Linked DNA regions of Homo sapiens: region 2 is linked to region 1. The links are chromatin loops, found by intact Hi-C in ENCODE. Cell type or tissue: HCT116. All regions are shown on one strand. Each heading gives the region's core, and the rest is flanking DNA. Links, peaks and the distances in the headings are about the cores only.

The links. A loop is a pair of places that touch in the nucleus more often than their neighbours do. Peaks named below come from ENCODE experiments on the same cell type or tissue, not always from the same donor. Only the 100,000 strongest peaks of a DNase experiment are listed, where the experiment ranks them.
Region 2: a loop joins it to region 1, with 1.9 times the contacts of the local background. A loop is called at or near these places in 4 of 110 quality-filtered maps.

What each region holds. Positions count from the first base shown.
Region 1 is chr5:79,311,947-79,325,015 of GRCh38, reverse strand. JMY (junction mediating and regulatory protein, p53 cofactor) reads right to left here. Exons shown (of 11, transcript NM_152405.5): 8 at 12,518-12,613; 9 at 10,165-10,759; 10 at 8,706-9,016; 11 at 1-3,410. The coding sequence ends at 8,709. LOC102724530 (a long non-coding RNA gene) reads left to right here. Exons shown (of 3, transcript XR_001742756.1): 3 at 7,382-8,007. Among named protein-coding and RNA genes, the nearest start is that of JMY, 82 kb to the right of the region's middle. In HCT116, for the core only: no CTCF peak of the experiment used is centred there; a DNase peak (open chromatin) is centred at 5,895.
Region 2 is chr5:79,259,107-79,272,175 of GRCh38, reverse strand. All of the region lies in intron 1 of JMY (junction mediating and regulatory protein, p53 cofactor), which reads right to left. Among named protein-coding and RNA genes, the nearest start is that of JMY, 30 kb to the right of the region's middle. RefSeq lists enhancers at 7,861-8,385, 8,451-8,630, 9,797-10,334, 10,335-10,872, 12,087-12,746. In HCT116, for the core only: no CTCF peak of the experiment used is centred there; no DNase peak of the experiment used is centred there.

The DNA of each region.
Region 1 (13,069 bases), core at 2,503-10,502:
ATGGCCCAAGTATGCTTTGCAACTTGACACACATTCTGTGATATAAAGTGGCCATGCCATATGTTACCAAATATTACTACATAGTTCAACTTTGTGGAAACAATTTTTTTCCTTATTACATAGAGTAAGTCAAAGTGCTGAAAATTATTTTCTGGTTTTGTGTTATGAGAAAAGCTCTACATTTCTATTCCCACTATTACAGCTGTGTCTAGGAGTCTCCTTTTAAAAAATGCATTACAGAAATATTTCAGTTCCACAATGAAGAATTAAGGAATGATTGTTTTTATGCTGCTCACAAACTCAGTAAGCCTATATAATACAAGCAAAACCATTCTTCATCTTTTAAAAAATCCTCTTTAGCCAGGCATTCCTCATACTGCTGTAATATACACAATGATTTTAAATAATTAAAAATACCTTTCCTACACATGCTACATTGGTTATAATTTTGGTTGCATTAGGAGCCATTTGAAATTGACAGTCAAGTGGGCAGTAACATTAATCTCAAAATGTCCCAAACTCATTTACTTGTTTTACCTATTTTAAATGCATTGCAGTTGAGACTAGATTGGAAATTAACTTCTAAATTGACTCAGCATAAGCAAACAGCGGTTTGTGGATACAGAAATCATATATTAACAGAAATGTGTCCAATATTTTGAAGCACATAAAAAGTACGGGCGAGTTTGGAACTGGAAATGTGAGCATCTACAAGTACCATCATAACTAAATATACACATATTTAGTATCAAGGCCGAAGATCCTGATTTTATTAGAGGCAAGAAGAAAAAAGGACATTTAACCAGGCTTACATAATTTTTGTTGGGTTCTGAAGCTACTTTAAAATTAACAGGTGGGTTCCACTGGTAATGTCATCTTGATGGACAAGTAGACCCTAGTTATTTGAAATTTTATTATTATTTGTGAGTAACTCCAAAGGTTTTTGACCTGCAATCATTTGAAATTTTGTAGAAGTAGGAACCTGCACCTTAAGGCAAGGAAATGGGTGTGTTGGAAAGTTATTTACAAGAGGATGGGCATAGCTGGCTGCCAACAATACTCTGCTTTAACCTCCTTCTTTTCCAAGTGTGAGGTGACTCTCATGGAGAACTGTAACAGGATGGGTTGAGAGACTTGTAGATGTATCCATGAGGCTGAGTGGAGTTCTACACACCCTCCACCCTCCACTCTTTGCTAGAGACTTATGATTACAGCACACTCTGGAAGACAGACCACAGGACATATGTATAAAATGAGCCTATTTTATAATGAAATCCCAAAAGTAAAAGAGTAGCAAATTCCCTCTCAAGATATGAATGTTCCAGGGTTTCTGGTTAATTTAACATTAGATCCGTCCGTATTTTTCTGAATTTGAATAAATGAAAAAAAGTGAACCAGCACCCAAAGAACTGGATATATGAAATGTTGACACATGGGTACGTAAAAACTGGATAGCATAAAATTGATACATGATTTTGTAAAGGTTTGCAAATTTGCTTTAACTTTTTCAAATATATTCATATAACCAATCACTCTTTGGGTTAAGAAATACGCTTTAATATTTTACCAAGGGCAAATAGGACACTATCACCACCCCCATGCTGTTGAAGCTTCCATATTACATCTGTATTTCTAATCTTCCCAGATAAGATGTGGGAATAGTGTGGGAACTAAAACCAATGTATTATGAAGATGCTGCAGAGAAGCTCCTAGTCTCATCAATAAACGTATTACTAACATTTAAATAAATAAAAGATTTTGTCAGGCTGGGCACAGAGGCTCACGCCTATAATCCTAGCACTTTAGCAGGCCGAGGCTGGCAGATTGCTTGAGTCCAGGAGTTCAAGACCAGCGTGGGCAACATGGCAAAACCCTGTCTCTATAAAAAATATAAAAATTAGCTGGGGCATGGTGGCATGTGCCTGTTTTGTTTTGAAATAATAAAAAAAGTTGTTGTCTTACATAACCTGTTGCCAGAAAATTTTCTCCCTAATTATTTTCAAGAAAACACTTTAAAATAACAAAGGTGTGAGCATTTCTTTTTTTCTCTAGGAATACCAATTCATATACACTGGGCTTTTGCTCCAGTACTGCTTTCTGGGTTTAGGCCAGATAATTGTCTTAAAAGAAATAAAGTGATTTTTGGTATTTTAGTTCTTAACTCCCTCCACAGAAAGGCCAAGATCTGTCTTATGCAGAATTATATGTACAGGGTACTGCACACTGAGTCCAATGATCTACATGTATTCAAGCCCACAACAATCCTGCTGAAAATCTGGAACATATAAATGTGTCCTTCAGGACTCCATCACAGCCAAAATCAGCACCTAAAGCTGTGTATAAGTTTAAAATTTTAGTGACTATAACAAAGGCATTCTCCCAAAATTCCATTCAGTGCATGTGAAGATGGTGAAATGCCAGCCACGGAGACTTGTCTCTACTTTCTATCTTTGTAGAGCACATGCTTTTCACTGTGGAGCATAAAAATAAAAACTTAAAATGGTAATTTGTGAAAAGAGTTAAGATCTGCATCCCTATGATTGAATCTTGATTTTTGATTCTCAATAGGAAAGTCATGTCAGTCATAGCAATCAAGCAATAATTCAAACAAAATAAAAATAATTTGAAATATTATCAAAGTACTGCCTTCCATAAACAAGGATGCACATAAAATTCAAACTATTATAAATTCAAGAAATATGAAGAGTGATTTAAAAGCACGGAAACTTCAAAACCTTACAAAGTATAAGACTCCTAAAAATATGCCATGTTAAATGTATCATGTTGTGAACATATTAATAGATGTATCTCCATAAATGCAGCTTTTCAGATGTTGCTGAACATCTTTATGAAAAATCCTTTGGAAATGAGTAATGCGGACATTTTAGGTGTATTTCCATTTGATTTTAATGCCTGACTTACAGCTATCATGATGATAAACTTTCTCAGAGTGTCACAGTATTTAATATAAGCTGATATGGAAGAAGCTATTTTTTCAGATGACTTTTCAGTGCATTGAAAGATGGTTCTCAAAGCAGTCCCAATACAGCTCACAGTAGATCTCTGTCAACCCAGTGTTCTTCCAACTTACAGCAAGCCCTAGCTTAACTGGCCATTACAAGGATGTAAATATGTGGATGGAAGGAGAATGTGCTTAAAAAACAGAAATCTCCAGAAGGCCTTTTCTTCATTGCAGTCAGGAACATTGCACATGTAAAATTCATGTTAACCATCATCTATTGGAACGACTGGAAAGTGATAACCTGCCAATTGTGCTTCCTTTCTTCACACCACTGAACCAATGAACTTTGGATCTAATGTTATCCAACTGAGGAACCAAGTGCTTAAACTGTCATTTTCCAAAAGAATCAGAACCAATCTTGAATGATATTTTTCTTCTGTTATGTCACCTGTTTACAAACAAAATAATACAGACCATTAAAAAAAAGACCCTTTAAAGATACAGTGTATTTACGTTCCCTCAAAAAGTGTAAAAAAGACATTTTTTACAAAAGGCCATGACTGTATTCTTAAAGCAGTAAAAATGAAAACAAAATAATCTAAATACAGATTTTGATCACTTTTAAAAGACTATTAGATTTTCATTTTTATTATTTTTACTCTAACACTGTATGAAAACTATATACTAAAAAGGTAAATTCAGTCTAAACTATTTGCCCCATAAACTGCTACTAGAGTAAGAACAACTAAATGGTGTCTTCAAAATGCAGTAGAAACTGTTTTTGTTAGACTAACATTTAGAGGACAGGATTAATACCAATCTTTAAATGGATACTTCACCCGGGCATTTTATTGAAAAGTGTTGTGCTTAAGATCTATGGGGCGTACCCAAAGCACAGGAGCATTTATATAAAAGACATACTCTTCAGATAAAAGCTGACAGGAACATGAATAAAGTACCAACTTAATACAGTTCTGCATTTTCTAATACTGTAGCTACATGTGGCTAATGAGCACTTGATATGTGTCTAGTGTGACTGATCTAGTTTGATTTAAATCCAGTTTGATTTAAAAATCTAAAACAGTAAGTACTATTTTTCCATTAAATACAATTTTGCTGTTTTGGTAGGACATTTCTCATTAAGTATCAGATCCTTAGCATTCAAACTGAGATGTGCTACTAGTATATATAAAACATACACTGAATTTTGAAGACTTAGTGTGAAAAAAAGAAATAGAAAGCAATGTCCTTAGTTTTTAATGTTGATTATGTGTTGAAGGATACTACTTTGGCTACATTGTGTCAAATAAAATATTACAAACATCAGTTTCACATGTTCCTTTTCATTTTTGATGTGACTATTGGACATTTTAAAATTACATGTCTCAAACTATATTTCCTTTGAACTACATTGCTATAGTTACTTTAGAAGACTCCTACAGGGGCCTAGCACAGTGGCTCACGCCTGTAATCCCAGCACTTTGGGAGGCTGAGGAGGGTGGATCAGTTGAGGTCAGGAGTTCGAGACCAGTCTGGCCAACATGGTGAAACCCCTCTCTACTAAAACTTCAAAAAAATTAGCTGGGCATGGTGGTGCGCCTGTAATCCCAGATTGAACCCGGGAGATGGAGATTGCAGCGAGCCAAATACGGCGCCACTGCACTCCAGCCTGGCTGACACAGTGAGACTCCATCTCAAAAAAAAAAAAAAGACTCTCACAGGAAACAAACTAGAAGCTTATTTATTTATTGAGACAGATTTCCTCCTGCCTCAGCCTCCCAAGTAGCTGGGACTACAGGTGTGAGCCACCACGCCCAGCTACTTTTTGTATTTTTAGTGGAGATGTGTTTCGTCATGTTGCCCAGGCTAGTCTTGAATTCCTGGGCTCAAGTGATCCACCCACCCCCAGCCTCCTGAAGTACTGCAGAATTACAGGCCTGAAACTTAAAGTTCACACTCAGCCTGAAACTTATTTTAAACCTCTATGTAATTACATACATTTTAAGAAATTTCCTTGAGCATGACTATGGCTATCTCTGGAAAGAGAAGAGTTTCAGAGGGGAACGAACAAGGCAGAACAAGGGACCTTCATTACCTACTTTATGAATATTCAAGAAATTAGCTCTTAAAAGTATATAAGTACATTAATGACAAAATCTATAATCAAGAAATCTGGCCAGGCACAGTGGCTCACACCTGTAATCCCAGCACTTAGGGAGGCAGAAGCAGGTGGATCACCTGAGATCAGGAGTTTGAGACCAGCCTGGCCAACATGGTGAAACCCCATCTCTACAAAAATACAAAAATTAGCTGGGAGTGGTAACACACGCCTATAATCCCAGCTACTCCGGAGGCTGAGGCAGGAGAATCTCTTGAATCACGAGGCACAGGTTGCAGTGAGTCAAGATCACACCACTGCACTCCAGCTTGGGCAACAAGAGTGAAACTCAGTCTTGAAGAAAAGAAAAAAAGAGAGAGAGAAAAAAAAAAGGAATCTAATAAATTAATGGGAAATACAAATTGCGGTAAAGCCTTCTTAGCCATTTGTAGATAAAAAGTTCACAGCCTTTTAGTCTCCATGATCACAAAGTAGTGATACACAGCTACTTCATCACTGCCTAATCAGTCCATACTAGTCTATGGTTTGCTTCTGGGTTAGCACACATTTAGTAAAGGGAGACTGCAAACTTCCAAGCTCATATATTTTCTAAGTGTTTCACTGTTTCTCTCTCAACATTGTACCACATATTCCAGCCATCAGCCGTCTCCCACACCCCCGAAAAAAGTTTTAAGCAATTTTCAAAGTGTATACACCATGCACCATGTTAACATCTGATACTAAGGCTAAATTAGTAGCCAGAAGCTATGAGTAACATCCCAGCCACTTGAGTATACAAAATGCTGATGCAATGTCTAGGGTTAGGCAGGATATGGTGGGATGGGAGGAGACAGACAAGGATAGGCTGACTTGAGCAGCTGCTGGTGTGCTGTGAATGGGCCACTGTGGACCATCTGTAATGAAAGAGCTAAACACACATTTATGTGAAGGTCCAGCTGTGGAATTAGTCAGTGCAAAGATGGTAGTTTTAGGCACAAGCTTAAGCAGCTTCCTGAGAAGCTACAGCAGAAGGAAACAACACATGGTAGTAAGAACTGTAAAGTGGGAGACAACCTACAAATATCCACTATGGAAAAGATTCCCAGTTAGACATACCTGAGAGTCTAGACATTCACAAACTGATATGCATCCCTCTCTCTCTCTCTCTCTCTCTCTCTCTCTCTCTCTCTCTCTATATATATATATATATATATTCCTTTACAAAGCATAGTGGACATATGTACAAGCAAAAATAACTCGAAGTTACTTTGGGATCCAAAAACATAAGTCATACAAAGTGACTGTTACATGTAACTGTATACATAATAGGAAAAAAAGCAGGATAATGCTACTACTGAATGTTGGCTGAATCATGGTGAATGTAATATTACCCTTTTTAAGTTATTGATTGATGCAGATGCTGGTGGAGAGGTACTACAGGAATATTTACCTAATGAACCCATACCCAAAGGAACAGGTGAAACTGCTTTCAGTAATATTTTACCTAATGTAACTAATAGAATCTTTCAATATGTAATCAGTTGTTTAAAAACTGACATACATTACATTTTTATATTATGTCTTCAAAATCTAGATGTGTACTTGCATATACATTAGATCTACTCAGAATTCTTTTTTTTGGGCCAGGCATGGTGGCTCACACCTGTAATCCCAGCACTTTGGGAGGCTGAGGTGGGTAGATCATTTGAGGTCAGGAGTTCGAGACCAGCCTGGCCAAGATGGTGAAACCCTATCTCTACTAAAAATACAAAAAAAAAAAAGAAAAAAGAGCCGGGCATCATGGCAGTCGCCTGTAATCCCAGCTACTCAGGAGGCTGAGGCACGAGATTCACTTGAACCCACGAGGTGGAGCTTGCAGCGAGCCGAGATCATGTCACTGCACTCCACCCTGGGTGAGAGAGTGAAACCCTGTCAAAAAAAGATTTTTTTTCTTTGTTGTTCTACTCAGAATTCTTAAGTCAAGGACAGAATGTCCATTTTTAATAAGCTCCCCAAGTTAATTCTTATGATCAAACATGTTTTAAGAATTATTATGCTAATCGGGGCAACCATAAGGAGACCCTGTCTCTACAAAGAAATTAAAAAATTAGCCCGGCATGGTGGCATGTGTCTGGAGTCCCAGCTACTTGGGATGCTTGATCCCAGAAGGTTGAGGCTGCAGTGAGCCATGAACGTGCCACTGCACTCCAGCCTGAGCAACAGAGGGAGACTCTGTCTCTAAAATAAAAAAAGAAATTCAACAAAAATAATTCACAGGGCTAACACATGAATTAATTATTCCTTTACTTATTCCCTTCTAGGACTCAAGTCTTCCCTACTTTGGTGAATGTTTGAAGCCTAGAGAAACATATTCCATCAAGAAAGAATAATAATTAATAGAACATGTTTGTATACTCTATAAATTTTATACAAATTACAACATTTCAGTTACCATCATTATAAATTTGATATACTGTTTAATTTATACCATGTTATCTTTAATGTTTCTATATATTTGGTGTAATCTGTGCCATATTACTCTATAATTAGTATATTAAAATGTAGTAGACTATAGCTCTCTATTATATTAGGAGAATGCTACATGTGTAACCAAAGAGAATCTTAATATGTATAGGAGTATTCATTAGATATGTAGATAATTTTTATATATTAATGATACCTGCAAATTTGTCTAGATAATACAGTAACTGTGACAATAAGTAGTTTTTTTTAAGGGTTTAGAAAGTTAAATAATCAGACAATGCAACAATTTTTCCAGAATGATCTTAGAAAACTCCTTTGAGGTCAGCTAACATGACATCAAAATTCAGTGTGCATAACAGTTTGTTACTGAAATACTTTGTCAGAAAAGGCTTTGCATTAAAAAAAAAATTGACGTATTGATTTCTTTTTACAGACGGGGTATTGCTATATTGCCCAGGCCGGATTTGAACGCCTGGGCTCAAGAGATCCTCATGCCTCAACCTCTGAGTAACTGGGACTACAGAAGCGAACCACTGAACCTGGAAAGCCTTTTTTTTTTTTTTTTTTTTTTTTAAGACTGAGTCTCACTCTGTTGCCCAGGGCAGTGGCACGATCTCAGCTCACTGCAACCTCCGCCTCCTGGGTTCAAGTGATTCTCTTGCCTCAGCCTCTCGAGTAGCTGGGATTACAGATGCCCGCCACCACGCCCGGCTAATTTTTATATTTTTAGTAGAGAAGAGGTTTCACCATGTTGGCCAGGCTAGTCTTGAACTCCTGACCTCAAGTGATCTGCCTGCTTCAGCCTCCCAAAGTGCTAGAACTACAGGTGTGAGCCACTGTGCCAGGCCCTTTTCTGTTTTTTTAGGGCAAGAATGAGACTGTCACTTTACTTGCAATTACAGCTGTATAGCAGAAATTTTTAATGAGGAGGACATTTTTAAAAATAGTATTTACATAGCAATAATCATTAAAAAGTTATCTTAAGTTTCTAGAAACTACAGAATTAAGTAAAACCTGAAGTTCATAAATTTGTGATCCATGCTAAAATTGGGTTATAAAACAAACGATATGCCTCAGGCTCAATAAAAAATACCCCAAACCTCATCATCCGATATAAAACCTGTATTACTGAATGCTACTAAAGACAATAAGGCCGTTTACTTGTTAGTTCTCCCAGTCTGTGCAAGGTAAAGCCTCCTCTTCGTCCTCTGACTCTGGGGATGCTTCTTTAATTCTTCTAAGAGCTTCATGGATGCTCCGTGTTAGAGGGTCTGTATCGGGTAGAAGTGTGAAGGATTCTCTCAAAACATCCTTCTGTACCTTCTTCAATTTTACCCCTTTCCTTATTTGTGCCAAGATATTATTACTATCATCTTCATCAGGAAAAGGAGGCAGAGTTCGCTGTTCAACCTTTTTCAGATGAAAACTACCACGCTTCAAGGAGGCTAGCACCTCATCCATGGGTGAGCTCACTTTGGAAAATGAAACAGAACAGTATTACAGTTAGGACTGCACTTAATTAGAATGAAACTGTATAACCTCTACCGTTCGCAACTGTGAAAGCACAGGACGCTGAAACACCATCTTCAAAATGGATCATGAAATGTGTGCAGAAGGTGATCAGAACACAAGGGATCCTAATTATCCTTCTTTTTAGAAAATCCCAAGACCCAATCCATGGTGGGTACTGTTGGTATTCCTATCATTTCCTACATGAGAGAAGTGACCAGATTGGGAACTGGGAGGTGGTCTTAGTAGTATTATGGGTGTGATTCCCAAAGGATTTCCATATTGCAGTTGCTCCACCCAAATTCAGAGTGATGGGGTTACACATTTTGTTTTTAAAAATTAATTTTTGTTTATTATGGAGACTGTGCTTTTTTCATTTAGTTGTTTTACATGTGAAATCCTACTCAGATTACATCAAGAAATGTTTTATAGAATGGTCCTTCAGGTTAAAATGTAATATACAAGTAATATGTAACATTTATATAATGTTCTCCCCATGCAAAATGCAAATTCCTTAAAGGCAAAAGGCAAGGGTTATTCTCTGCTCTTTTTAGAAATAATTTTATTTGTGCTTGAATCTCTCTTAACAAAAAAAATTAGAAAAAAAAATAGTAACCTTATTGAGGCACATCTGTCACATTGTAAGTTGAACAGATTACTCCCTGTTCTTCTTTGCTTCTTTATACAAATACACAAAAGTCCTCAACAAATGTATGAACAAATGTTACATGATCCTGCCAATGTCTTCCCTGTGGTGACAGTCCTTACCAGATATCTTACCCTTTCTGATATGAGTATTTTTTTAAAAATCTCAGGTTTAAAATCAAAACTTTTTCCCTAACACAAAAGGAGCCACCCATTATACATTACCAAACATGAATGTATCACTTTAGAAGATCTGTTTTTAAAACATGCCTAACAGCCCAAGAAGGCATACATTTCTGTGTACTTTATGCACTAAGAATTCTCCTCTAGTGTGACTTTGAAAACCTGTTTACTATCAAATAATGTCAAAAATAAAGTGTTTTAAGCTTTGCAACGTCAAAAAATATAGTTTTTTACTATGCCTGATGTCATACAACAGATGGACCATGAAAATATGTTGACGTACCTCTCCTCCTCTGCAAACCTTCAGCAGTCTTTCTGAGCTTCTTCCGTGCACTGACCAGCTGGCTGCTGTCAAAGAGGTGTGCTGAGGGGGCACTGGCTGACTTTGGGATCCTCTTCTCATTCCCCTCCTTTCTAGGCAGATCTTTCTCCAGTGTCTCTGGGCCACTGTCCTTAGCAACAGGCAGAGGTGGTGGTGGTGGGGGAGGGGGAGGAGGTGGGGGAGGTGGTGGTGTTGGAGGAAGAGGGGATGGGAGTGGATTTATGGTAACAGAACATGGTTCGAGGTTGTTATTCAAAAGTGGAAGAGATATAGTGGGAGGCAGTTCAGAGGTAACACCACTGAGAGGTAATGAGGTGGCTTCAAGTTGTGTTAATGAAGTATCTTCAAGTTGCACAAGGCTCTGGGGTTCTGTTGTCTGTGATGGCCCACGCTTGACTCTTCCTTCTCCCACCTCTTCAGTTTTCTCTTCTACCTGTAACACACTTGGTAAAGAGTCACAATGATCCTCTTGGAGAACAGGACTTGCTGCACCTTTTCTTCTTGCATGAGCTAGTCGTAATCTGGTTGATTTAAGTATGACTTGCCCAGGATACCTCTAAAATACCAGAAGTTATTGGAACTGGTTAAATGTTATTGAAACAATTTATGAGCACATGCCTATTTATTTTCTCCTTCAAATAAAAGATGTTATGTGGCCGGGTGTGGTGGCTCACGCCTGTAATCCCAGCACTTTGGGAGGCCGAGGCGGGTGGATCACCTGAGATCAGGAGTTTGAGACCAGCCTGGCCGACATGGTGAAACCCCGTCACTACTAAAAATACAAAAATTAGCTGGGTGTGGTGGCAGGCACCTGTAGTCCCAGCTACTCAGGAGGCTGAGGCAGGAGAATTGCTTGAACCCGGGAGGCGGAAGTTGCAGTGAGCCGAGATTGTGCCACCGCACTCCAGCCTGAGTGACAGAGTGAGATTCCATCTCAAAAATGTTATGTTGGCTTATTGGTTATTTCACCCTTAAAGTTATACAGAAAATCCGAAAGTACCTAATAATAGCTTACAAACAATTATGAATTTATTATTTGCCTATCAAATCCACGATTGATAATTCAAATATTCAAAATTATGATTAAAAAAAGATTTTTAGTGAATAAAACTACTAAATGTATAAAACAAATAGCATGTAAAATGCAAAACATAAGTGATGTCAAATGTATAAATGCTACTGGTATGCAAAAAGTTTCCTATGTTTTCAAATGCACACACGAGAAAATTAAAATATTCTTTAACAGGTTACTTGGCATTTTTAAAAAGCTCCATCAACTATATATCCATTTTATGACAGAATGAAGAGAGAAATACATTTTTTTCAGTACTTACTGGTAGAACTCTTATATATATTTTACCATGGTAAGACCTTTTGTTTGTTTGTTTGTTTTTGAGACAGGGTCTCACTCTGTTGCCCAGACTGGAGTGCAGTGGTATGATCACAGCTCACTGCAGCCATGACCTCCCTGGCTCAGGTAATCCTCCCACTTCAGCCACCCAAATGGCCGGAACCACAGGCATGTTCCACCATGCCAGGCTAATTTGTATAGAGACAGGGTTTCGCCATGTTACCCAGGCTGGTCTTGAACTCCCCGGCTCAAGCAATCCACCTGCCTCAGCCTCATAAAGTGCTGGGATTACAGGCGTGAGCCACATTTACTTAATAACAAGGCTTTTCCCCTGCCTCACCTCCTTTTTTTCCACTGTAACACTTGTTCAAAAGCCTACTTCACCTACAAAGTGATCCTTCAGCATGCATAACTGAAGTAAGGCTCCAGAGTACTTTAAAAATGAGAACTGTGAGGCTTCAGCACAGTTCTGAGGAGATGTGTGGATACTGTGGTATCAGTGTGTGGTCATGGCTTACCCTGGCAAGAGAACTGCTGAAGCATTTCTCAAATATGCTGCTCCCCTCCACCTCTAATTCTGCCAATGGTCATTTGATGTATTACCACCACAGGCTGATGTATGTGGAATAAATAACATGCTGATGCTTGAGCTGGATAGTCAGTTGTGATTTAACTAATTTTTTAAACTCAAGAGGAATCTAGGTTTCCCAGAGGCCCTTATCATTCCTCTTATACTACTGAAGCTGTGGGTCAAAGGTCACAAGAATACTAAATTCGGAAAACCACCAGAGGAAATGGAGCCATGCCATTAAAACAATTTTAAAAAGGACTTCCATGGTTATAATAGTTTATAAATAAGGGAAAACCAAGTTTTTCCCACAAAGAAATCCTACAGGTGTATATGTAGCTCTGTTAAAAAAAAAAAAAAAAGAAAAACAATAAATGGACCATTACTTTTAATACCTGTTTAAATGTTCGAAGTCTATCCAGTGTTCTCTGTCTCTCTTGGCTAACCCAGGCACTTTTTCTTTCTTCTTCATCATGTAATTTTTCTCTCTTCTGGTAAAAAATTAATAATAATTCCATTATGCTGTGTCCCAATTTTTATCATTAATAGGAAAAAAGATGAGAAGTTATCCTAATGTGGGCCAAAGGGGATGATTCACTGAACAAAATTTTTTTTTGTTCATGAAACATGAAATATTTTTAATACTTCATGAAACATGAAATATGAAAGCATGAAACATGAAATATTTTTAATACACAGTTTTAGTGTAAAATACTTCTAGCTGCTATATTATGCTAACTTAAATGTAGATGACTTTAAAAAATAAAATCAGCAACCAGCCAGACACGGTGGCTCACACCTATAATCCTAGCACTTTGGGAGGCTGAGGCGGGTGGATCACCTCAGGTCAGGGGTTCGAGACCAGCCAGGCCAACATGGTGAAACCCTATCTCTACCCAAAATACAAAAATTAGCCGGTCGTGGTGATGCATGCCTGTAATCCCAGC
Region 2 (13,069 bases), core at 2,801-10,800, 53 kb after region 1:
ATAGACTGTAAGATATAGAGTATTACTGGAGATAATGCAGAACTTCTTTTTTTTTTTTTTTTTAAAGACAGAATCTCACTCTATGACACAGGCTGGAGTGCAGTGGTGTGATCTCAGCTCACTGCAACCTCCACCTCCCGGGTTCAAGCAATTCTCCTGCCTCAGCCTCCCAAGTAGCTGGGATTACAGGTGTGCACCACCAAGCCTGGCTAATTTTTTTGTATTTTAGTAGAGACAGAGTTTCACCATGTTGCCCCCTGGATGGTCTTGAACTCCTGAGCTCAGATAATCCGCCTGCCTCGGCCTCCCAAAGCACTTAGGATTACAGGCGTGAGCCACTGCGCCCAGCCCAGAACATTTTATAAACACGAAAGAGTCAATTCATCAGGAAGACACAACAATCATATGTGTACATACCTAATAATGGAACTTCAAAGTACATTAAGTTATAATGGAAAGAATTTTTAAAAAGAAGGAAGAAAGTTGACAGAGTTGGTGATTTTAACACTCCTCAGTCACAACATCCTCGTTAGCATAACGGTGAGTAAAAGAAAATGAGACACAAATGTACAAAAAAATTCAGTAGAAACAACAGGTAATCTGAACAGACCTATATCCATGCAAGTGATTGAATCAATAACTATACCCTTCCAAAACAGAATGCATCAGGCCCAGATAGGTTCATAGGTGAATTCTACCAGATATTTAAGAAAGAAATTATACCAGTTCTCTCAAATATCTTCTAGAAAATAGAAGTAGAGGGAATACTTCCTAACTCGTTTTGTGAGGCCAGGTTTAGCCTAACAGCAAAAACAGACAAACACTACAAGAAAGAAAAACTACAGGCTGAGCATGATGGATTGCACCTGTAACCCCAGCACTTTGGAAAGCCTAGGGAGGAGAATCACTTGAGCTCAGGAATTCAAGGCCAGCCTGAGCAACATAGCGAGACTCTCTCTACTAAAATTTAAAAAAAAAAAAAAATAGCCAGGTGTGGTGGGAGACTTGCTTGACCCTGTGAAGTCAAGGCTGCAGTGAGTCCTGATCATGCCACTGCCCTCCAGCCTGGGCAACACAGCAAGGCCCTGTCTTAAAAAAACTACAGACTGACATCTCCCATTAGCACAGACACAAAAATCCTCCACAAAATATTTAGCAAATCCAACCAATGTAAAAAGAATTATATACCATAACTGAATGTGATTTATTCCAAGTATACAAAAGGCTAGCTCAACAGTCAATAATCAATTGTCATCTACTACAAAAACAGGCTAAACAAGAAAAATCACATGATCATATCAACAGATGCAGAAAATGCATTTCACAAAATCCAACACTCAATTCATGATAAAACTCTCAGCAAACTAGGAATGGAAAACCTCCTTCACCTTGATAAAAAAAAACCTTGAGCTAACATATTTAATGGTGAGAAAGTATTTATGGTGTATATATATTTATAATAATAAATATATAATATATAAATATATTAATATAAATATATTTTATATTTATGTAAATATATATTTTATATAAATATTTATGTAAATATATTTTATATAAACATTTATGTAAATATACATTTTAAATATTTATGTAAATATACATTTTAAATATTTATGTAAATATACATTTTAAATATTTATGTAAATATATATTTTAAATATTTATGTAAATATATATTTTATGTAAATATTTATGTAAATATACATTTTAAATATTTATGTAAATATATATTTTAAATATTTATGTAAATATATATTTTAAATATTTATGTAAATATATATTTTATGTAAATATTTATGTAAATATACATTTTAAATATTTATGTAAATATATATTTTAAATATTTATGTAAATATATATTTTAAATATTTATGTAAATATATATTTTATATAAACATATAAATTTTTATATATGCATTTATATTTAATGGTGTTCCCACTATGATGAGGCAAAAAGCAAGGATGTCCCCTTTACTACTCCTATTTAACATAGTACTGAAAGTCCTAATTAATGCAATAACAAAAGAAAAGGAAATTTAAAATGTGTAGACTGGGAAGCAGTAAAACTGTCTCTGCTTGCAGATGACCTATTTGTCCATGTAGAAAATGAACTCACGTACACACACCCACACACTCCTCCAGGCCAGGTGCAGTGGTTCATGTCTGGCAATCTCACCCCTCTGGGAGGCAGAGGCAGGAGAATCACTTCAGCCCAGGAGTTCAAGACCCACCTGGGCAACATAGTAGGACATCATGTATACAAAAAAAAATTTTTTAATTAGCTGGACACGGTAGCACATGCCTGCAGTCCTAGCTACTGCAGAGGCTGAGGCAGGAATCCTTGAACCTAGGAGTTCAAGGTTGCAGTGAGCTATGATTGCGCCACTGCACTCCAGCCTAGGTGACAGGGCAATACCCTGTCTCTAAAAAAAAAAATAAATAAAAAATAAAATACATTAATTTCAAAAAAAATTCCAAATGTTATTTCTATTAGCACACCAAAAATTAGGTATAAATCTAACAATATATGTACAAGATCTTTAACAAGAAAGCTATAAAACTCTGACAAAGGAAATCAAAGTAGATCTAAGGAAATATTCCATGTGTATGCATAGGAAGACTCAATACTAACAAGGTATTAGTTCTTCCTAACTTGATCTATAAATTCAATGCAATCCTAATCAAAATCTCTGCAAGTTATTTTGTGGGTATCAAAAAATAAATTCTAAAGTTTATACAGAGGTGAAAAGACTCAGAATAGCTAACACAATATTGAAGAATGTTGAAGGTCTGACACTCCTCAACCTCTTTCAGACACTCTAAAGCTACAGTAGTCAAGACAGTAGGGTATCTGTGAAAGAACAGACAAGTAGACCAATGGAACAGAATAGAGTCCAAAAATAAATCCACACAAATACAGTTAAATGATCTTTTAACAGAGAGCAAAGACAATTCAATAGAAGAGTCTTAAAAAAGAATCTAGACACAGACCTTGCACTCTTCACAAAAATTAACTCAAAATTGATCATGGAATTAAATGTAAAACTGAAAACTATAAAACTTCTAGAAGATAACATGGAAGAAAATCCAGCTGACCTTGCCTTTGGCCTTGACTTTAGATATGACACCAAAAACACAATCCATTAAAAAATTGGTGAGTGGGACTTCATTTAACTTCTGCTCTGCAAAAGACACTATTAAGAATGAAAAGACAGGCTACAGATGGAGAAAAAACATTTGCAAAAGACATATCTGATAAAAGACTGTTACCAAAAGTATACAAAGAACTCCTGAAGCTCAACAGTAAAAAAAGATCCAATTTACAAATGGGCAAAATATCTCATTGAAAATATACAGATGACAAATAAGCATGTGAAAAGATGCTCACCGGGCGCGGTGGCTCACGCCTGTAATCCCAGCACTTTGGGAAGCCGAGGCGGGTGGATCATAAGGTCAAGAGATCGAGACCATCCTGGCCAACATGGTGAAACCCCGTCTCTATTAAAAGTATAAAAAAATTAGCCGGGCATGGTGGTGGGCGCCTGTAGTCCCAGCTACTCGGGAGGCTGAGGCAGAAGAATCGCTTGAACCCGGGAGGTGGAGGTTGCAGTGAGCCGAGATCACGCCATCACACTCCAGCCTGGGCGACAGAGCGAGACGCCATCTCAAGAAATAAATAAATAAATAAATAAAAAATAAATAAAAAGATGCTCAACATCACATAGCATTAGGGAATTATAAATCAAAATGAGATACCAATACATACCTATTAAAATAGTGAAAATCCAAAACCCTGACATCAGAAAATGCTAGAGGATGCGGAACAACCAGAACTCATTCACTGTTGATGGAAATGCAACTGTACAGCTACATTGGGAGACACCATAACAGTCTTATTTTTTATTTACTTTGATAGATGACTGAGAGATAGACAGGCAGGATCTCACTCTTGCCCAGGCTGGAGTGCAGTGGCACATTCGTAACTCCCTGCAGCCTGGAACTCCTGGGCTCAAGTGATTTTCCCACCGTAGCCTCCTGAGGAGCTGAAACTACAGGTGCGCACCACCACACCCACTAATTTTTTAAATTTTTTGTAGCGATGGGTCTCACTGTGTTGCTCAGGCTCATCTTGAACTCCTGGCTTCAATCTTCCCACCTCAGTCTCTCCCAAAGTGTTTGCATTACAGGCATGGGCCACTATGTCCAGCCCACTCTGACAGTTTCTTACAAAACTACACATACCTTACCACCTAATCCAGAAATCATGGATCATTAATATTTATCCAAATGAGTTGGAAACTTTTATCTACACAAAAACCTGCACACTAAAGTTTATAGAAGCTTAATTTTAACTACCAAAACATGAATGCAACCAAGATGTCTTTCAACAGGTGAATGGATAAGCAAATTGTAGTACATCCATACAATGAAATGTTCGGCAAGAAAAAGAAATGAGCTGGGTGGGCACTGTGGCCCAGGCCTGTAATCCCAGCACTTTGTGAGAGCAAGGTAAGAGGATTGCTTGACCCTGGGAGTTTGAGACCAGCCTGGGCAACACAGGGAGATCCCATCTGTATAAAAAATAAATATTTTTTAAAAGGGAAAAGAAATGAACTATCAAGCTGCAAAAAGATATGGAACACCTTATATGTATATTGCTAACTGAAACAACTAATCTGAAAAGGCTATATATGATTCCAACTACATAACATCCTGGAAATGCCAAACTACAGAGAGTAAAAAGACCACTGGTTGCCAGAGGCTAGGAGAGATGGAGCACTCCAATGAACAGATGGAGCACTCCAATCAACAGATGGGGCCCAGGGGATTTTCAGAGCAGTTAAACTATTTTGTATATTATAATGGTGTACACAGGACAGCAGGACATTATGCATTTGTCAAAACATAGAAACTCTAGGGTTCTACATTTTATAAAAAAGGAAAACAAACCCAGAACTGTACAAAAAATTAATTTTAATATAAACTATGGATTACTCAATAATCTATGGATACTGGTTCATAAATTATAACAAATGTACCACACCAATGCAAAATGTTAATAATAGGGAAGACTGAAGGCAGGAGAGAGGTATGAAGTATGGAATCTCTGTACTATCTGCTCAATTTTTCTGTAAACCTAAAACTGATGTAAAAACTCAAGTCTATTAATTTTTAAAAACAGATGACACAAGCCTAAAGACATGTTATATTTCATTGTATGTGTTAAACTATCATAAAAGTAAAACAAAGAAATCATTCAAAATAAAGCCATAATAACCAATTAACACTGATTTTCATACCTGCTGACACCTATTTTTTGTAAGCTGATCAAAGCTGTGTCTGTCTTTCTACTTTGTTAACAGGCGGTTTTTTGGTTGGTTCTATTATTTGTTTTTAATAGTCAACTAGAGCAAAAAGAAGCAATTCAAACATCAGTGTGGGGTTTGGTGAAGAGAAGTTGGTTAATGGATACAAAAATACAGTTAGAAGGAATAAATTCTGGTATTCAACAGTATAGTAGGAAAATTATAGTTAACAGTAATTTATTGTTTATTTCAAAACAGTTGGAAGAACTGTAATGTACCCAACACAAAAACAGGATAAATGGTTGAGGTGATGGATATTGCAATTACCTGACGTGATCATTATACATTGTATATGCATATCAAAATATCACATGTACCACCTAAATATGTACAACTATATCAATTAAAAATACAAAACGCCCCTGACCTTGGTCATTTAACAAGTATTAATACATGATTTACATACTTAACTAGTCAAGAAAGAACGATATTTGTGGACTGCTCACTCTGTGCCCAGCATTGATTTATCCAACAAATATTTCTGTGATTCTACCACTAGGTAGACATTCTACCAGACACTAGGGACACAATGGTGAACCAAACAGACATCGTCTCTGCTTCTAAAGAGCTTACTTAATCTGTAGAGACATTAATCAAACTCCCAAACAAATTTAAAACTGAACGCCTCTGTGAATGAGAGGCAAATACCTTGCAAATAAGACTACACACATGGACAGAGGACAGGCCACATGGGATTTTGCTTGTGATGAAAGCTAAGAAAAGTTGGCCAGGCACGGTGGCTCACACCTATAATCCCAGCACTTTGGGAGGCCAAGTTGGGTGGATCACCTGAGGTCAGGAGTTCGAGACCAGCATGGCCAACATGGTGAAACCCTGTCTCTACTAAAAATACAGTACTAGCCGAGTGTGGTGGCGCATATGCCAGTAATCCCAGCTACTCGGGAGGCTGAAGCAGAAGAATCACTTGAACCTGGGAGGCGGAGGTTGCAGTGAGCCGAGATCGTGCCACTGCACTCCAGCCTGGACAAGAGTGAAATTCTGCCTCAAAAAAAAAAAAAAAAAAAAGAATCATCACAGATGAGCAATCTGGGTGGGAAACAGTGGGTGAGGCCGTGTCATCATGCTCCCTGAGAAAGTTCATAGGAGGGAGTGGGACATCACACTGAGTCCATAAATGCAGCACATTCTAATAAGCAGTAAGCCCATCTACAGAGTGGGGGAAAAAGAACATTGCATGTGGTCAATCCGTCCTGTTTAATCTTTAGTCTACAGAGTTCAATTCAACTAACTAAATGGCCATATCAAAGTGACGGTACCTTGCTACTCAAAGTATGGTCTGGGACCAGCAACATTGGTGTCACCTAGGAACTTGTTACAAATGAAACCAGAACCTCACCTTTAGATCTGCAGAATGGGACTCTGAATTGTAGTTAAGACTGCCAAGTGATAAGTGTATACATTAAACTTTGAGAAGCACTGCTTTAATAAATATCTTAATATCCCCATATTAACCATCAGTTAGTGAGGCAAGTATCTCTGAAGTTATATAAATTATGTAGTCAATTTACTTATCTATAAAATTAAAACATATAACATTTTTCTTGAATCTAAAACAGTTTTTTGGCCGGGTGCAGTAGCTCACGCCTGTAATCCCAGCACTTTGGGAGGCCAAGGCGGGCGGATCACGAGGTCAGGAGATCAAGACCATCCTGGCTAACAAGGTGAAACCTGTCTCTACTGAAAATACAAAAAATTAGCCAGGCATGGTGGCGGGCGCCTGTAGTCCCAGCTACTCAGGAGGCTGAGGCAGGAGAATGAATGGCATGAACCTGGGAGGCAGGGCTTATAGTAAGCCAAGATCGTGCCACTCACTCCAGCGTGGGTGACAGTGATAGCGCAAGACTCTGCCTCAAAAAATTACATAAATAAATAAAATAAAATAAAATAACTTTTCCCACTCTTTCTCTCACTGCATTTACTGTCATTCTATGTTAGATTAATGACTACTATTTAAACTAAAATTGAGCCAAAACTCATTTCTTATGGTTCAGTTCCTCTACTGAAGCATTTTTAGTTATTCTAAGAAAAAACACTGTTATTACTGAATCACAGAATGATCTTCAGCGTTAGAAGGCAGGCACAGAGTGACAAAATCAGCCTAGTTTCTCTCCAGCATTGGCCAGGGTCTTATCTCCAGTGCATGGGTCATTCAACAAAGTTGGCCTTAATGCAATGGCCATTAAAATTATATTAACTCTTTTCATTCTGATGAAATATTATTTGCTTTTAAAAATCATGATTTATGCCAGGCGCAGTGGCTCACACCTGTAATTCCAGCACTTTGGCAGGCTTTACCTCCTACAGTGAGGTAGGAGGATCACTTGAGCTCAGGAGTTCAAGACCAGCCTGGGCAACATAGTGAGACCATGTCTCTACAAAAAAAAAAAATTAAAAATTATGGCCAGGTGAAGTGGCTCACACCTGTAATTCCAGCCCTCTGGGAGGCTGAGGTCAGCGGATTGCTTAAGCCCAGGAGTTCGAAACCAGCCTGGGTAACACAGTAAAACCCCACCTCTACTAAAAACACAAAAAATTAGCCAGGTGTGGTGGCACACAGCTGTAGTCCCAGCTACTCAGGAGGTTGAGGTGAAAGAATCACCTGAGCCCGGGAGGGCCAGGCTGCAGTGAGCCAAGATCACATCACTGTACTCTACCCTGGGCAACCAGAGTGAGACCCTATCTTTAAAAAAAAACAAAAAGGCCAAGCACAGTGACTCGCGCCTGTAATCCCAGCACTTTGGGAGGCTGAGGCAGGCAGATCACCAGAGGTCAGGAGTTTGAGACCAGCCTGGCCAACATGGTGAAACCCCGTCTCTACTAATTAGCTGGGTGTGGTGGCAGGCGCCTGTAATCCCAGCTACTCTGGAGGCTGAGGCAGGAGAATTGCTTGCACCTGGGAGGCGGAGACTGCAGTGAGCCGAGATCGTACCACTGCACTCCAGCCTGGGCGACAAGAGTGAAACTCTGTTTCAAAAAAAAAAAAAGACGGACATGGTGGCACACATCAGGATGCCAAAGCAGGAGGCTGATGCTGTAGTAAGCCATGATTGCACCGGTGTACTCCAGCCTAGACAAAAAGGCAAGACTCTATAAAAAAAAATTTTAGTGGCCACAGGCGGTGGCTCACACCTACAATCCCAGCACTTTGGAACACCTTGAGGTCAGGAGTTCAAGACCAGCCTGGGCCACATGGTGAAAACCCTGTCTCCACAAAAAAGTGAAAAATCAGCCAGGCGTAGTGGCGCACACCTGTTGACCCAGCTAGTCAGGAAGTTGAGGCTGCAGGATCACTTGAGCCCGGGAGATGGAGGTTGCAGTGAGTTGAGATCACGCTACTGCACACTAGCCTGGGTGACAGAGCACATCCTGCCTGAAAAGAAAAAAAAAATCAAAAAACCTGTTTGTAACAAAGACCGTGCATATTCAAGGATACTTGGGTCTGAGTCTTCTCGGCAGCTGTCCTTACTTTGGCCCAAGTAAACTCTTCAAATATATTTTGTGCCTCAGCCTCTTCCTTTTAGGTCAAAGGCAATAATTCCCTTCTTCCAAGAATATGTACATACAAAGAAGCCCTTTATCTTATACTTCGCTTGAAAACTAACACTTTCTTCGAGATAATGGTTTTCTACCAGGTTTCAGGAATAGCAAAAGTGTTAAAAGAATGAGGGGAAAAAAATGGTGCCAACATCTTTCAATAGTAAAATCCCCCTGAGTCATTTACAAGTGATCAAATGCCACAATTCAACAGTAAGCGAACCCTCAAACACTAGGCTTCTTTGGGCTCTTCTTACAGGGTCAATAAAGTAAATGTAATACAAAGTTTAGATACTATTTTCTGCCAACACAAAAACATCAAGTCATTATATGATTATTAATTAAGTCACAATACCACTGTACACAAATATGTACAATAACTGAGGACAGAATATCAGTTACTCTATCCAAACATTAACATTTTTATCTATTATTTCCACCATGCTTTTTGTCCTCAGACAGAATAGTACTTTACAAAGCTATTATGCAGCACCTAAACTTAATACTCTTGCAGAGAAGCCCAAGCCATCTCACCTAACACTGCTAATTTATTAATCTGCCTTCTTTCCTATAAAGTTTCATGTTTTTCCAATACTAGACTACCTTAAAAACAATTTTAATTTCAATTGGTCAAACTATTTTAATCTAAGTATTGGCAAATAATCTTAAAATACAGGGAATGCATTTTATAACTTCATTTCAAAAGATACAATTTACTAAGCATTAGACTTTCGTGTAAACCGTTTCCTATAATTCATGATAAAAGAATTCAACAGGTGAAAAAATAATCACTAACTTGATATAATTATAAAACTTAATTTTTGATTTTGCTAACTAAAAACTGACAAAGTCCAGGGAATAAATAAACTGAGCTATGGGCATTTGCAGGTTATAAACTGCAAAATGTGTAAGGTACTATAAATAATGCATATAAAAGACTAAAAGGAATTATAAAGAAAGTCGAATTATTTAGGATTAAGGATATTTGAGATGAAGAGGGAAGGCCTTAATTTAAAATGCAGCAGATGCACCTAAAATGTGAAAGATGCATTTTGCTAAATTTGAGAAGATTCACTGAGAGCCACACTGAATAAGAACGCAGATGGATCTGAATGAGAATACAACCACAAAGGGTTTCAGAAGTGCTGAAGCTCAACCAGCACAACATAAAAACGGCCACAGCAGGATTCAGCAGAAAGGAAGGACAAAGAGCAGGGGCCTGGAAAGTAAAGCTTTGATAATTTCTGCTTCAAAATCTGACATATCTCTTGTAGGATTTTAGAAAATGATTTTGCTCTATTGATTCACTTAAGAAACATGAAGCAGAGGTTGGGCATGGTGGCTCACGCCTGTAATCCCAGCACTTTGGGAGGCCTAGACGGGCAGATCACTTGAGGCCAGGAGTTTGACAGCAGCTTGGCCAACATGGTGAAACCCTGTCTCTACTAAAAATACAAAAATTAGCCGGGCATGGTAGTGCACGCCTGTAATCCCAGCAGGGTTATTTGCCAAAGTTAAGGAAATATGCCCGGGAGACAGGTCTACGCCTTTCTCTGAAGATAATTTTGAGGGCTCCAAATTTAAAGGGGAAAGGGCAGGTTACTGAGAAGTACACAATTTTCATGTAAGGGGGGTTAGGGAAAATAGTAATTCACGCCTTTGTCTGGCCCAGTGAATCTGCACTTTATTTTTTTAGAGACAGCCTCTCGCTTTTTCACCCATGCTGGAGTACAGTGGCTCCATCATGGCTCATTATAACCTCAACCTCCAGGGCTTAAGTGATCTTCCTGTCTCAGCCTCCTGAGTAGCTGGGACTACAGTCACGTGCCACTATGCCTGGCTAATTTTTTGATTATTATTATTATTATTATTTGTAGAGACGGCACTTTTACATAAGATAACCCAAACAAAATGGGGCAGGAGAACAATCAGATATGCATTTGTCTGGTGGGCAGGGGGGTGACTGCACCTGTAAGGATATGCTATCAATTTACATTGCCATGGTAAAATTTTAGCAGAAAAACCTCAGGGTAAAGATCTTGGAGCTCACTATGAATTTGCTTGTGGGCAAAATATGGCGGAAGCATGTAGCTTTTCATCTTGTAGCCATCTTATTTAGGAACCAAAAGGGACAGGTTTGTGTGACCCAGTTCCCAGCTTAACTTTTCCCTTTGGCTTAATGAGTTTGGGGTCCCTAGATTTATTTTCCTTTCACAAAATCTATAAGTAATATCTTTACCATTAATTATTAAAACATGCAAATAATTACTGTGAAAGGGAGTGACTTAGGATACTTGGATGGAAGGAACCTACCCCAGCAATGATACTGCATCTGTGGCCCTGGGAACTGCCTTTAGGTCCATTTGGTCTGTTTCCCCTACTGAGAAATAAGGACCAGTGCCATACATTTCCACATTTACACTGCCCATCTCTGTTCTTGCTTTGTAAAACTACTGAATTATTTTTATATTATTCCTGCTAATTATTACTTGTTAATACTAAAATCTGAGAAAAAAAAAGACTCAAGGGACATGAAATCAAAAAAGAAAAAAAAAATCTGGGGCCAGGTGTGGTCGCTCATGCCTGCAATCCCAGCACTTTGGGAGGCCAAGGTGGGTGGATCACTTGAGCTCAAGGGTTTGAGACCAGCCTGGGCAACATGGCAAAACCCCGTCTCTACAAAAAAAAAAAAAACCCACAAAAATCAGCTGGGTATGGTGGTTCATGCCCATATTCCCAGCTACTCAGGAGGCTGACGTGGGAGGATCGCTTGCTCCCAGGAGGTTGAGGCTGCAGTGAGGCAAGATCAAGCCACTCATGGCAGTGGCGGGCCATCTAGACTGGCTGCTGCCATCACATCAGTTGCAGTGGGGAGGCATAAGCGGTGGTGGCAAGAGCAGCTGTGGGAGCGGCAGTGGTGGCAGTGGGTTTCCTGTGCCCCATGTCCTGGAGGCACCTGACTGAACCACCCCCACCATCACAGGGCCAGGCAGGAACCACTCCCAGGCCTGGAGTCTCCGCCACAGCCTCAACCTTGCTTCCTACCGCATCCCAAGGGTCTGTGAGCACCTGGCTGAAGGGTACAGCTAGGACTTGTGAGGCCAGCCCTGGGTGCGTCAGGTTCATTTGTGTGGCGCTGGCCAGGGCTGCCATGCCACCTGTACCTCGACCACTGTCCTGGGAGACACTGCAATGGGGCCAGGCTGAGTTGCCTGCCAGCAGGGTAGCAGTACAGTCGGGCACTGAGGGGCAGGCAGAGAGGGGCCCTGAGGCAGAGGTGGGCCCAGGATGTGCATATGCCATGCTCCATGGAGCCAGTGGGAGCCAGGGGCATGCAGGATTCCCACCCTCCCAGGGGTGGCTACAGCTGCCCAAGCTACAGCTGCAGATCCAGGCATCTCTGCACTCTCCGGGGCCTGGGAAGGCCCCACCTTGCCCCTGCAGGCTCGGAGGTGTCTGCTCCCACTGCCTGGACTTTCCTCAATATCAGCGCCTGTTCCACTCACAAGGCAAAGTTGAGGCCAACCCTAGGTCTGTCACAACCTGGCTGGGTGTGCACAGGCTCGGGGGCAGTGCTGACACACCAGCCCCTGCCACTTCAGCCTGCTGCGGACTTTGGGCACCAATGAGCACAGAAGAGAGGCCAAGGGGGTGCTGAGGGCAGCTCAGCGCTGGCCCACAGACACTCCTTGGCACAAACAGCCTGGGCACCATAAATGGCAGCAGGAGGCAGACAAGCTCCTGGGCAGGAGTGGGTGAGTCCTTGGTGAAGCACCACCTTCAAGTCGGGGAGGGCCTGAAGCCTGGGTGTCAGACTGCTGATCCTACTGACTGGGGTGGGAACTTGTGGTGCCTTTTCCAGGCCCGCCCATGTTTGCCCACGGACCATTTCGCACACACTTCCTCCCCTGAGGCCCATAAAAGCCCCATATTCAGCCAGATGATGGGAGAGCAGCTGCAGAGAGAAGCTGCCCACCCCAGGGTCTCCTCTCTGCTGAGGGCTGAAGAGACGACCAGATAGCCAGCTGGAGAGATGAACTACCCTCTCTTCTGAGAGCTGGACACTCGTCGGGATGACCTGCCCAGCAGAGAAAAGCTACCCTCTCTACTGAGAGCTGAAGAAATGATGGGACAACCAGCTTCAG